2 separate regions of the Mus musculus genome follow, and region 2 is linked to region 1. A link is a contact called in ENCODE POLR2A ChIA-PET data. All regions are on one chromosome and are shown on one strand. The core of a region is the stretch at or near the end of the contact, and the rest is flanking DNA. Distances in the headings are between cores, read along the strand shown.

Region 1 (5,349 bases), core at 1,824-4,323:
TGACTCACCGGTCCTTGTGGCTGTTAAGAGCAGAAAGGAGCTGGGAAGAGCGCTCTCCCTTGGGAGTATCTGAGAGCTGAAGAAGAGGGTAAATGGGTCAAGGAAGCAGACATTCCTTGTCCCTCCCACCCCAGTTCCCACACTTTAGAACCCTTACCTCCCCCAGGAGCAGACTGTCCCAATTCTCAGAGGTGAAGGGGAGGATCTCTCGGTCAAAATCAAAATATTTCTTCTTACAGCAAACGCTGAGGTGGTAGAGGACAAGATGGGCCACATCCACCCTGGAGGAGCATGGAATTGTCAGCAGCATCGGCGCTATCAAAATCAGGGGTCATTAGGGTAACATGGTGGACAACAGAAATGAATCACAACCCATCTCACCAGCGAAGCTGTAACCTCCGGACCTTCTCAGGGCCGCCCCGGCACACACAGCACTCAAATTCATAGAATCTGCACATGGGCCAGGACAGAGGATGCACCTCATTCAGCCCTCTGACCCCGGCTGCAGAGGACTGCGGGAGAGCACAGGTGGACTCCCGAGCATGCGTGCATGTCCTGTCTCACCTGTCTCCGTAGAGGAGGGGCTTGCTCAGACACTGGGTGCAGGCCTCATGGAACCACTGGAGGCAGCTCCGGCACTGCAGCATTTTCAGGTTCCACCTGGAGGGGAGACAGCGCTTGTGGCCCTCAGACAGCCTTCTTGAAACCACAGGGCCCCCTCGCCCCCTGTTCACCCATTTTCCCGGGCTCTGCCACCACAACAACCCCCATCCCATAGCTTGACAACACCCTCTCCACTCACTCTCCAGGGCCTCCACAGTAGCAGTAGCTCTGCTGTCTGTTGCTCAAATGTCCAGCATCCCAGTCCAGCCCTTTTAATCCGTATGGCAGGGAGAGCTTCATGCCCAGCATGGCCCGGGCATAGGGACCTTTCTTCAGTGCGCCTCCCCTCTGCAGAGGGACAGACAGATGGAGACCTCAGAGAGGCAGGAACGGAGGAGAGACCACAGGAGCTTCCCACACAGGGGCAGAGAGGCACCTTTACCTTAGTGGCGATTGCAAAGACACACTGGCGGCATACCCAGGATGCGCCCTCTCCTTCTCCAGGGGCCGGGGCCCTGGGAACGTGACAGTCCTGGTGATAAGCTGAATAAGGACAATGTTGAGGGTAGACCACTGTGTGCATCTAAGTCCTGCTGTGTGTGTTATCCTGACACTGCAGGTGAGTCAACAAGCTTCTCACAGCTGAGGGCCTAGCCCAAGGAAGCACGGTTAAGAAAGGTAATGTAAGCCCCTCAGCTTTGCATGGCCTGGGTCACCTGATCTATGGCTCCCTCGCCCTGTTCTGAGAGATGTGGTGACAGGGTGAAGACTGGCCAGGACAGGAGACATAACTCATGCTATAAGGCAGGGCTAGTGGCAACCCAGAAGACCCAGGGCAGACTGCACCACCTAAGTATCCTGGCCTCTCACCATGGCGACACTTCTCACAGCTGACCAGCCGGTTCCCAGGTACCACGGTCTCAGAGCGACACACACAACAGAGCAGCTCCTCCCCAGGGAGGGCAGCTGTGAGGGAACAAAGTGTCAGGAGGCCTACCAACAACCAGTGTCCCCACCCACTCCAGCTTCTGCTGTCACAGGCTTCAGTCTGAAGGTCTCACCTGGGCTGATATCCTTCCATAGAACCAGAAACTGGGAATCGTCCTCAAACTGGACCAGACACACCTCTCGAGCACTGTCCACCTGGAATGGGTGCCCAGTGATGCTAAAATGGGAATGAGAACTGACTGGAGACTGGGAAGGCAGTGAGATCAGAGGTGGGTCTTACCTTTTTGATGGTACCCAAGTACAGCAGCCCATCAGTCCATCTGGCCAGCACATCTTGGCCTTCCCAAAGCCGAGGTCTGGGGCCTGAGGTGGGAGCAGGGGAAGCTGGATCCCAGAGAGAGGGGGCACCCAAACGGCTCAGCCGGGGGAGCTGCGCCATTGCATCCTGGGGGGGCCTATTCCAAGATAGGATGGTTAGAGTTATGGGTGCTGAGAAAGTTTCCCTGAGCTCGTTGTTTTCTCTTATGGATAAAGAAACCCTGTTCCTGGTGGAGCAGCTCCAACGCCCCAGTCTTCTAATCCTGAGCCCTATAAAGGTGGGTGGCTCTGGTCAGCTTCTCGACTCTACTCTTTTCCATCTCCCCTGCCTCGTTTTGTAGTTTCCCAGCTCCTAGGGACTCAGGTGAAATGATCTTTGCGGAATCAAGGTTACCGCTTAGCTTCACCTTGCCCAGCTGTTTACAGGGATCCTAAATGGGGCAATCTGTTGCCCAGAGATGTTTTGGGAGCTTTTCTGAAGACGTTTCCCGAGTAGAAACAGCTGCCTCCCCAGGCCTGTGTGTCTTATTTAGAACCACCACCCTGGTGCCAGGTGATGTTAGGTCACCCTCAAATTTGGGGCTCTCTGACCCGGGATTAGATAACTTCCCTGAGTGCCCCAAGAGGGGGGCGTGTCCCTGTCCAAGTCTCTACTCCCCTACACTGTCAGTCCAAGGAGGGACTTGAGTCGCCCCAGCACAGACCCTAAGCTGAGACCAGGAGGCTCTCCAACCCTTCTTCCTCACCGACCCCCAGCTCCCTGCCCCCCTCTCCAGGCCTCCCGCCTCCTCCTTACCGGTGACAGCCGGGGCAGCTGGAAGCCAGGTAGGGTCAGACTCAAGAGACCTGGATGAGTCTCCGGTGCGGGAAGACTGAGTGTGAGCGCCGGGGGGCGTGCAGGCGGAGGCCAGGGGGTCCCCGGGCCCAGCCCCTCCGTCCTGGCGGCTCTGGGGCGTATGACGCAGCAGCCAAAGCAGCAGCAGCGGCAGGAGGAGTCGACAGAAGGAGGGAGGAGAGTGGAGGGTGGGGAGCACCAGGGGGAGGAGACGACAGAGGGACGGGCAGGCAGCACCTCCCTCACCTCCAGCGGGCCCGGAGGGCGCTGCGCTGTTGGGGGCGCGGCCGGTCGCGGAGGTCGAGGAAATCCCTGCAGCCCCTTTTTCGGATGGGAGGCTTGCTCTGGGTCAGCAGGAAATAACCTTCTTGGCAGCTAGCCTGCAGGTCAGGGCCGGGCCCCGCCCCATGCCACATCCGTTAGCTGCCCCGCCCCCGTGGCCACTCCAAGCTCCGCCTCCGCACGCGGCACCGCCCTCCCCATTCACGCTGCCTGTCGCCCCGCCCTTCTGCGCACGCGTAACCCCGCCTGTGCGCCGCACCTGGGCACACGGCCACTCCTCCGGCCGCGAGAGCACTGGTGTAGGTTTGCTCCTCCTGGGAGGGAAAGGACAAGGGGCTATTTGGAACTAGTACTGAGTTAGTGACGTGCCCACACCAGCCAATAGGCACTAGGCGGCACGGAACCATGGTTCGAACCGGTGGGCAGGGAAAGAAAGAGATTGTGGAGTGCACTGGCAGTCACACCAGACAAGAGCATTCCTGTTCTGGGCTGGGGCTGGGGCCTGGCAGTCCTAAGAAATTGTTAAGAGGGCCCAGTGCCGAAGGGTAGAGAAGAGGCATCAGGACGGCAAAGTGTGCCCCACCAAGTGAAAGCCCATAGCCTCACTCTGCAAACACATCACAATGGACATTTCTACGTGCTTACAGTATTTATTTACAATACCTTCCTTTGGCAGCTAAAACCGTTAAGTTAATAAAACCGTTTAGAGCTGTAACAAGGGCCGGGCTGGGAAGATGGCTGGGCGGTTAAGAGCACTGACTGATTTTGCAGAGGACCCACATGTATTCCATAATCCCAGTTCTTGAAGGACCTGAAGCCCTGTTCTGAACTCACTGGAGCAGGAGACATGCACATGGTGCATGCATATACACTCAGGCAAAACAACTGCACACAATTTTTTAAAATCTAAGATTAAGAAAAGGATTAACATACAAAAGATTATTCTTTATTACATAATAAATACCCAGTAATATCATGTCTCAACTCCCACCCACCCCCACCGAATAAATACACACTAAAACAGAGACGCATGCGCACTGGCTTGCAAGGGCTCTGGATCCGACTTCACTTCTTATTAGCCTGAGCAGTACCAATGACACACTGGTTCACCTGTGGACAGATAAACAGGGTCACACAAGGTCAAGGGTTACAGATGAGAAGCCTTCCCACTCTGCCCCGTGCTGGGCCCACATCTGAATCTCTGAAGTCTCTGTTATGGAAGCAGGTCCAGCCTGCCCCCTGGAGGGATGGTGATGCTATGTCCACTAAGCCTGGAAGAGACCGGACTGAAAAGACGAAGCTTTATAGTGCTGGCTAGTTTTTATGTCAACATGACACCGGCTACTCCTCATTTGAGAAGAGGGGACCTCAATTGAGAAAATATCCCATCAGATTGGCCTGTGAGCAAGCCTTTTCTTAATCAATGATTGATGTTGGAGGACCCAACCCTAGTGTGGGCCAGTGCCACCCCTGAAAAGGTGGTTCCCCAATGAGGTAAGAAAACCGGCTGAGGAAGCCAAGAGGAGCGAGCAGTAAACAGCACTCCATTATGGCCTAAAGAAGTTACTGATCTGACATCCCTGGACATGGACTAGTTCTTTCTATTTCACCTTGTTTTTGATCATGGAGTTTTATCACATTATTAGAAAGCTAACTGAGACACCTACACAAAAACTACAGTAGCAGAGAGGTCTCCATTTTCAGCAACACCCTGGACTAGACACACCAAAGCACTCCTGTCAAGACATTAAACTCCTTTGAAAACTAGAGCTCCTGGGGCTGGAGAGATGGCTCAGCAGTTAAGAGCACTGACTGCTCTTCCAGAGGTCCCAAGTTCAATTCCCAGCAACCACATGGTGGTTCACAACCATTTGTAATGAGATCTGATGCCCTCTTCTGGTGTGTCAGTGACAGTACACTTACATACAGGAAATAAATAAATCTTTAAAAAAAAGAAAGAGGGGCTGGTGAGATGGCTCAACAAGTAAGAGCACTCAACTGCTCTTCCGAAGGTCCTGAGTTCAAATCCCAGCAACCACATGGTGGCTCACAACCATTTGTAATGAGATCTGACTCCCTCTTCTGGTGTGTCTGAAGACAGCTACAGTGTACTTACATATAATAAATAAATAAATATTAAAAAGAAAGAAAGAAGGAAAACTAGGGCTCCTGAGGAAAAAAAAAATCACCACAGAAGAAAATTGGAGACATAGACTACTAGGTACAGATCAAAGGATACATGAGTGGTGGGATTTTTATTTAGTGGTAGAGAGCTTGCCCAGCCCAAAGAAATGAGACAGGAGCTAACTTGAAGGTCCTCATACTGACCAAAGATGTAGCACTGTGATGATCAAAGACGGATG
Region 2 (5,349 bases), core at 1,850-4,349, 110 kb before region 1:
CGAAGGGAAGGTTCCCGAGGCCCGTGGGGGAGGTGCTGGCATGCTCTCACCTGCTCTCAGACTCAGAGTCATTAAAGTCATTGACAGCTTCTTGGTGGCACGTGGCCAGCCACAGGGACACCCTCTGAATCAGGGAGCAAGGAGAGGGCAAGCCCAGTGAATAGCCCAGCTGGCTACCAGGGGCACACTCAGAGGAGTGAGGGGCAGAGAGCCTGGGGTGAGTCTGGACCTGCCCTACCCTGCCTCTTCCCTCCCTCCTCTGTGCAGAACCGCCAGACCATCAGTTATGGCCTGGCCTAGCCCTGTGGCCACTCCCAAGATCCACCGGGCCCTCAGGCACTTCCTGAGCAGCGGGGTTCATCCTGTACTTCAGCTGCAGATGGGAGCTGTGTGTATCCCACATCTGAGAGGAAGAGCTACTTTGTTCAGGCCTGGTGCCCTGCCCAGCTGGAGCTGCCACAGCCAGGGCCGAGTGAGCAGGGCAGAGTCCAGTGAGGGACCTGGGAAATCAGGGTAGAAAGGCCTGGGAAGGGTATGACTTTGTGTCCTGGGCCATGAACCCTTTCTGGCTTCCTTCCCTCTTATGGTTTCACTTCCTTCTTCCATTCATGATTTTTGTCTCTCCTTCCGCCCATCCATCTGCCAACTGCCCTCCGCTCATGTGCTCACCCACCATCCATCCATCCATCCATCCATCCATCTATCCAGTCGGACTAAGTTCTAAGACCACCTTGTCTGGAGGAAGAGGCAGAGGTAGGCAGATAGCTGTGTGTTTGAGGCCAGCCTCATCTACAAAGCAAGTTCCAGGCCAGCCAGAGTTACAGAAAGACCCTGTCTCAAAGAGGAGGAGAAGGAAGAGGAGGAGAGACAGACAGACATACAGACATGTTGTCTGTGTCAGCTAGGCTGGTTCGAGGTTCAGGAACCACAGCAGTCAAAACAGGCAACATATGCTCCCAGGAAACTGGGGTTCCAACAGAGACAGACAGTATGCCATCAGTTAGGAGATGACAGTGATTAAATACAGCCAGGCAGGGCAGAACACAAAAACCAAAAATAACAGACAGCAGGGTGGGAGGCAGAGGATCACTGCAACTCCGAGGCTAGCCTGGGCTACAAAGTGAGTTATGGGCCAGCCAGGGCTCCACAGTGTGACTCTGCCTCTAATGTAATGTGGAGAGGCACAAGGGCTTGCTTTTATGTAGAGCAGTTTTTAAAAGGAAAAAAATAATAAAATAAAAATAAAACTGAGCCGGGTGTGGTGGCGCATGCCTGTAATCCCAGCACTTGGGAGGCAGAGGCAGGCAGATTTCTGAGTTTGAGGCCAGCCTGGTCTACAGAGTGAGTTCCAGGACAGCCAGAGATACACAGAGAATCCCTGTCTCGAAACAAACAAACAAACAACCCTGAAAAATACCTCCACCTCAAGGTGGTATATCAGGCAGATCATTTATCAAGCATGTGTAAAATCCTGAGTTCCTTTCCCAATGAGGGAGAGCAGAAATGAGGGAGGGAGGCGGCAGAGCAGAAACTTCAGAGATCTCTGGGAGTCACACAGATCCCTAGAGGCAGAACCTCCAAGGGAGAAGTGTGAACAGCAGGTGCAAAGGCCCTGGGGTAGGGGCAGGAGTGGGCTAAGTGTAGTCATATAACAGCACAGTATGCTGAGCACCAGGCAAGTATAACCACCGGAGATAGGGTTGAAGACACAGGAAGAGGCAGGGGCCTTGCCAGCCTTGGGAGTACTCTGGTGAGAGGGACAATGGGGCCAGGGCTCTGAACAGGGGATTGTAGGTTCAAACAACAGTAGTCTCCTGTTACAACAAAGCCTGTGTGTGTTAGCCCCTTCTCTGCTCTGGCTTGCGTGGAGGTCTCTAGTAACCTGTGAGGGACAGGAAACCGGATGTCTAGGGCAAGTGAAGTGACCGACCGCCCGGTGTTGTCCCACAGCTGATCTACACAGGCAGCTGGCCTCCCAGAGCTCAGGGTGAGTACTTCAACTCCTTGACACAGTAGGGAGCTCTGAGACTCATTCAACCCAGCCCTGTCCTCAGACTCTTCCCAGAGAATGACCTTGAACTCTCAACCCTCCCCCTCCCCCTACCTCCTTACCACTGGGATTAGACTGCACCTGGCTACCCTGCTGCCTTGTGCATTGTGCATCTCGCCCTGCCAGTCTCCCTGATGTCGTACACCCCTCTATAGCTCCTTCCGCCCGGGAACATGCCAGCTGAGTCACCTAGGTTGGCTTAGGCAGTGCTGTAAAATCTGGATGCAGTTGTGAGGAGGTTAGCCAAGTGGTTAACCCGACAGATTCACTCTCCCCATACACTCCTATCCCAGAATGCCCCCTAGGACCACCCACCAAGCCTGCCTGGTGCCATGGAAACAGCCCCCCCCCCGCCCCGGCCCCCCCCCCCCCCCCGGGCAATTGCTGTGGATCCTGACAGCCCTGGAGCCTGCCAGGGAGCCCAGGACTTCATGTACAGCAAGAACAGGGGAACACATTCAGGACCTGTGTTACCCTGACCTCACGGGAGCAGAGGATCCTGGGCTGGGCCGGCCAGTTCCACGGGTAGTTTGAGGACTCTGGAGTAAGGAAGGGCCCTGTCCAGACTCTTAAGGTGGCCACACAAGGGTCTAACCATCCCCTGAAGGAACTGAATGAGGATGCCTAAGATACACACTTGGTCAGGAAAGCGGCTGGCTTGGAGATCCTCATTGCCCCAGCATTTGGGAGGCAGAGGCAGATCAATGCCATCAGATCCAAGGAAGGGGAAAGTGACTCTGGGGAACAGAGACCATCGCTTTCGGCCCCATGGATAGGCCTTGCTCCCCACCTTCCCAGTCTCAGTTCCTGCTGCCTCCTCCTGGACAACCCCTCCCCCACCCCTGTGGCTCAGGACTCTTGCCTGGGAACTTCATTCACAGACGGGAGCTCCTGCAATCTATTAACAGGCTTGTGTTCATCTGTGCCTTGGGCACCGGAAGCTCTGAGCAGAAACTTGCACGGTTGGGTAGACTCGGCTGCTCTGGCGCACAGGCGTCTCCCTAGCTGCTGTGTGGCCTGCACCCTCCCGCCGCTCGCTCTCCAGCTGTGGGTGCCCTTCCCGCGTGCAACCTTCCCGGTACCTCACAGCCAGGCTTTGTGGTGCTGTGCGTTCTGCAGGGGGAGGGGCGCCACCTAAGGCACTAGGATCGCTTCACGGAGTACAGCCCAGGGGCACCCCTCAGAGTCCACACCTTCAGAGGGAAACCAAACCTAACTCATCCTCTCATCCGTTTGGAGCAGGGGCAGAGACAGGGTCTAGCAGAGCAGGTAGCCCAGGCTGGCCTCCAACTCCTGGGTTTACAGGTGTGCTGCCCCATGTCCAGCCAAAGGGGGAAGCCCTTGCGCTGGGTCTTGCTCCATAGCTCAGTGCTTAAACAGAGCGGGGACGGTGGTGATTATGAACGGACTGGTTCCGAGTTCCTTCTGGAACTTACTGCCATTCTCTTTTTGTTTTGTTGTGTTCTTCATTTTGAAATACTTGTTCATTTTGGAGTCAGGATCTCAGGGAGCCCGGGCAGGCCTCAACTCACTTGGTATCCAAGAGTGACCTTGAACTTCTGACCCTCCTGCTTCCACCTCCCAGGGTGTCCCTGCATCACTTGGGCTTGGGGCCCCCAACCCAGGGCCATGTGCATAGGAGGCAAGCTCTCTTCTTTTAAGGGTGCTCTGTGAGCGTGCAGGATGGTTTTTTTTTTTGTTTTGTTTTGTTTTGGATTTTTTTTTTTTTTGGCTTTTCACCAGCCTACATGAGGAGTCTGTGGTTTTCCCATTTCACGCCTCCTACAACGGGGGTGGGGGGGTGGGGGTGTGGAAGGCTAGTCTGAGGTCATGTGAGTTGTTACAGCGGGAGTGGCTTCCAGCCTGATGTGTCCTGTCCTGTTGTCCTGTCCCCCCACCCCACTCCCCATCCTCAATTCCTCCTCCTCTCCAGCTGGAGAGGATTCTGCTGCAGGTGGCTGCTCACTCCCCAGCCTAGGCTGGCAGAGCCTGGGGCAGCAGCTCACCTGGAGGTCCCGCATTCCTGCCAGGGCCCTGGCTCCCAAGCACCCCCCAACCTGAGGCCTGCCCTGAGTTCCAGATCATCCCTCGGCGTGGACCTGGAGCTGCTTTAATTACCTTCCACCTCCACAGCACAACCTGAGACACGTGTAGCCTGCCCTGCTGCCCCGTCTGAGACAAGCACAGGCAGACACCTGGATCCCCGCAGATAGGCAAACCCTAGTTTGATGGACCCAGCACCCTGTCCCTAACAGCCCCGTGCTGCGGACCTGACCGTGGCCACTCTCCCCCCCAACCCCCCACGTCGGTTCAAGTGAGCAAACTGGAGGTTCCTCCCTGCCTGGTGGGCTGAGCCTGGCAGTTGGGAGTTCAGATCTGATGGATTCTCTTCTCATCCACCACAGGAGCCTGCGCCGGTGATGCCTAAAGGCTTCCTGGCTCTCATAACAGAGGTGGAGACGCTCCAGTCTCCAGATCAGACCCAGAGGTGTCTGTGGGCTTCCACTCACTGCTGGGGACCCCTCCTTCCACTGAAGCTCCTTGTTTAGAATGTGTGACATCATCACCTTGTCTGCCAAGCCAGGCCTCCCGCAGAAGCCAGCCCTGGATGCCCCCGCCCCCACCCCCCGCCCCGGGCTGGGGAGAGGCCTCGTGCCTGCATTGACACACACACACAACACACACACACACACACCCCTCTCCCTCTCTCCCTGCCCCCAGACAGCAACAGCACCCATATTCCTTCCCCCTCGGTCTCTGTGGTTCACAGGAATCCTGAAGTAGATTGAGCTGTGAGGCTAGCCCACAGACATGGAAGAGAGGAATGGGCCAACCGCAGACGGAACCAAGCCTTCGGCCCCCCGGGGGTGGGGTGGGGGTGGAGAATCTACACATCCCAAAAAACACTGCCTCTGCCTGCCTGCCTAGGCCCCGCCCTTCCCAGCAGCACCCCGACTTGAAGGAAGTGATTAGCAGAGCAAACTGGGCACAGGTGAGTCACCAGGTCACAAGGCCTGGCTGACTCAGGACAGCCGGCCCCTCCACCAGCCTCCTGCTCTAGACTCTGAGTCAAGGCCTCCACGGGCCAGGACCAGGAAGCCTCGGAGAGAGCTCCTGCTCTCCCCCAACCCCAAAGTGTCCCTAATTGTCTCCAACCACCCCCTGCACCCCCCCACAACGATGGCAGGGGGGTGGGTAGGGAAGATGGGGAGCCTGTTATGCCTTCTTCAGTGAGCTAGGCTGGTCTATAGTGAGTTCTGCAGCGTACGTTCCACCACTCCAAGGTGATGGCTCCTCAC

Evidence for each region. ChIA-PET counts read pairs that join two places held with the same protein, here RNA polymerase II (POLR2A).
Region 2: POLR2A ChIA-PET joins it to region 1 with 10 read pairs in Patski. The contact joins the enhancer-like site here to the promoter of Phf1 in region 1. POLR2A ChIA-PET finds 5 or more read pairs at or near these places in 2 of 5 experiments (Patski and embryonic stem cell).

What each region holds. Positions count from the first base shown.
Region 1 is chr17:26,930,851-26,936,199 of GRCm38, reverse strand. Phf1 (PHD finger protein 1) reads right to left here and starts at 3,073. Exons shown (of 15, transcript NM_009343.3): 1 at 2,666-3,073; 2 at 1,832-2,006; 3 at 1,665-1,746; 4 at 1,474-1,569; 5 at 1,046-1,146; 6 at 803-951; 7 at 565-660; 8 at 382-450; 9 at 158-281; 10 at 9-76. The coding sequence starts at 1,990. It overlaps Kifc5b (kinesin family member C5B), which reads right to left. Exons shown (of 11, transcript NM_053173.2): 11 at 3,621-4,096. The coding sequence ends at 4,052. It overlaps Mir6968 (microRNA 6968), which reads right to left and starts at 728; the gene lies at 661-728.
Region 2 is chr17:27,038,151-27,043,499 of GRCm38, reverse strand. No RefSeq gene overlaps it. Among named protein-coding and RNA genes, the nearest start is that of Ggnbp1, 12 kb to the right of the region's middle. Within about 2 kb of position 3,099, at least 1 of the 3 ENCODE cell types and tissues checked has a DNase peak (open chromatin) inside an H3K27ac peak, as active enhancers do.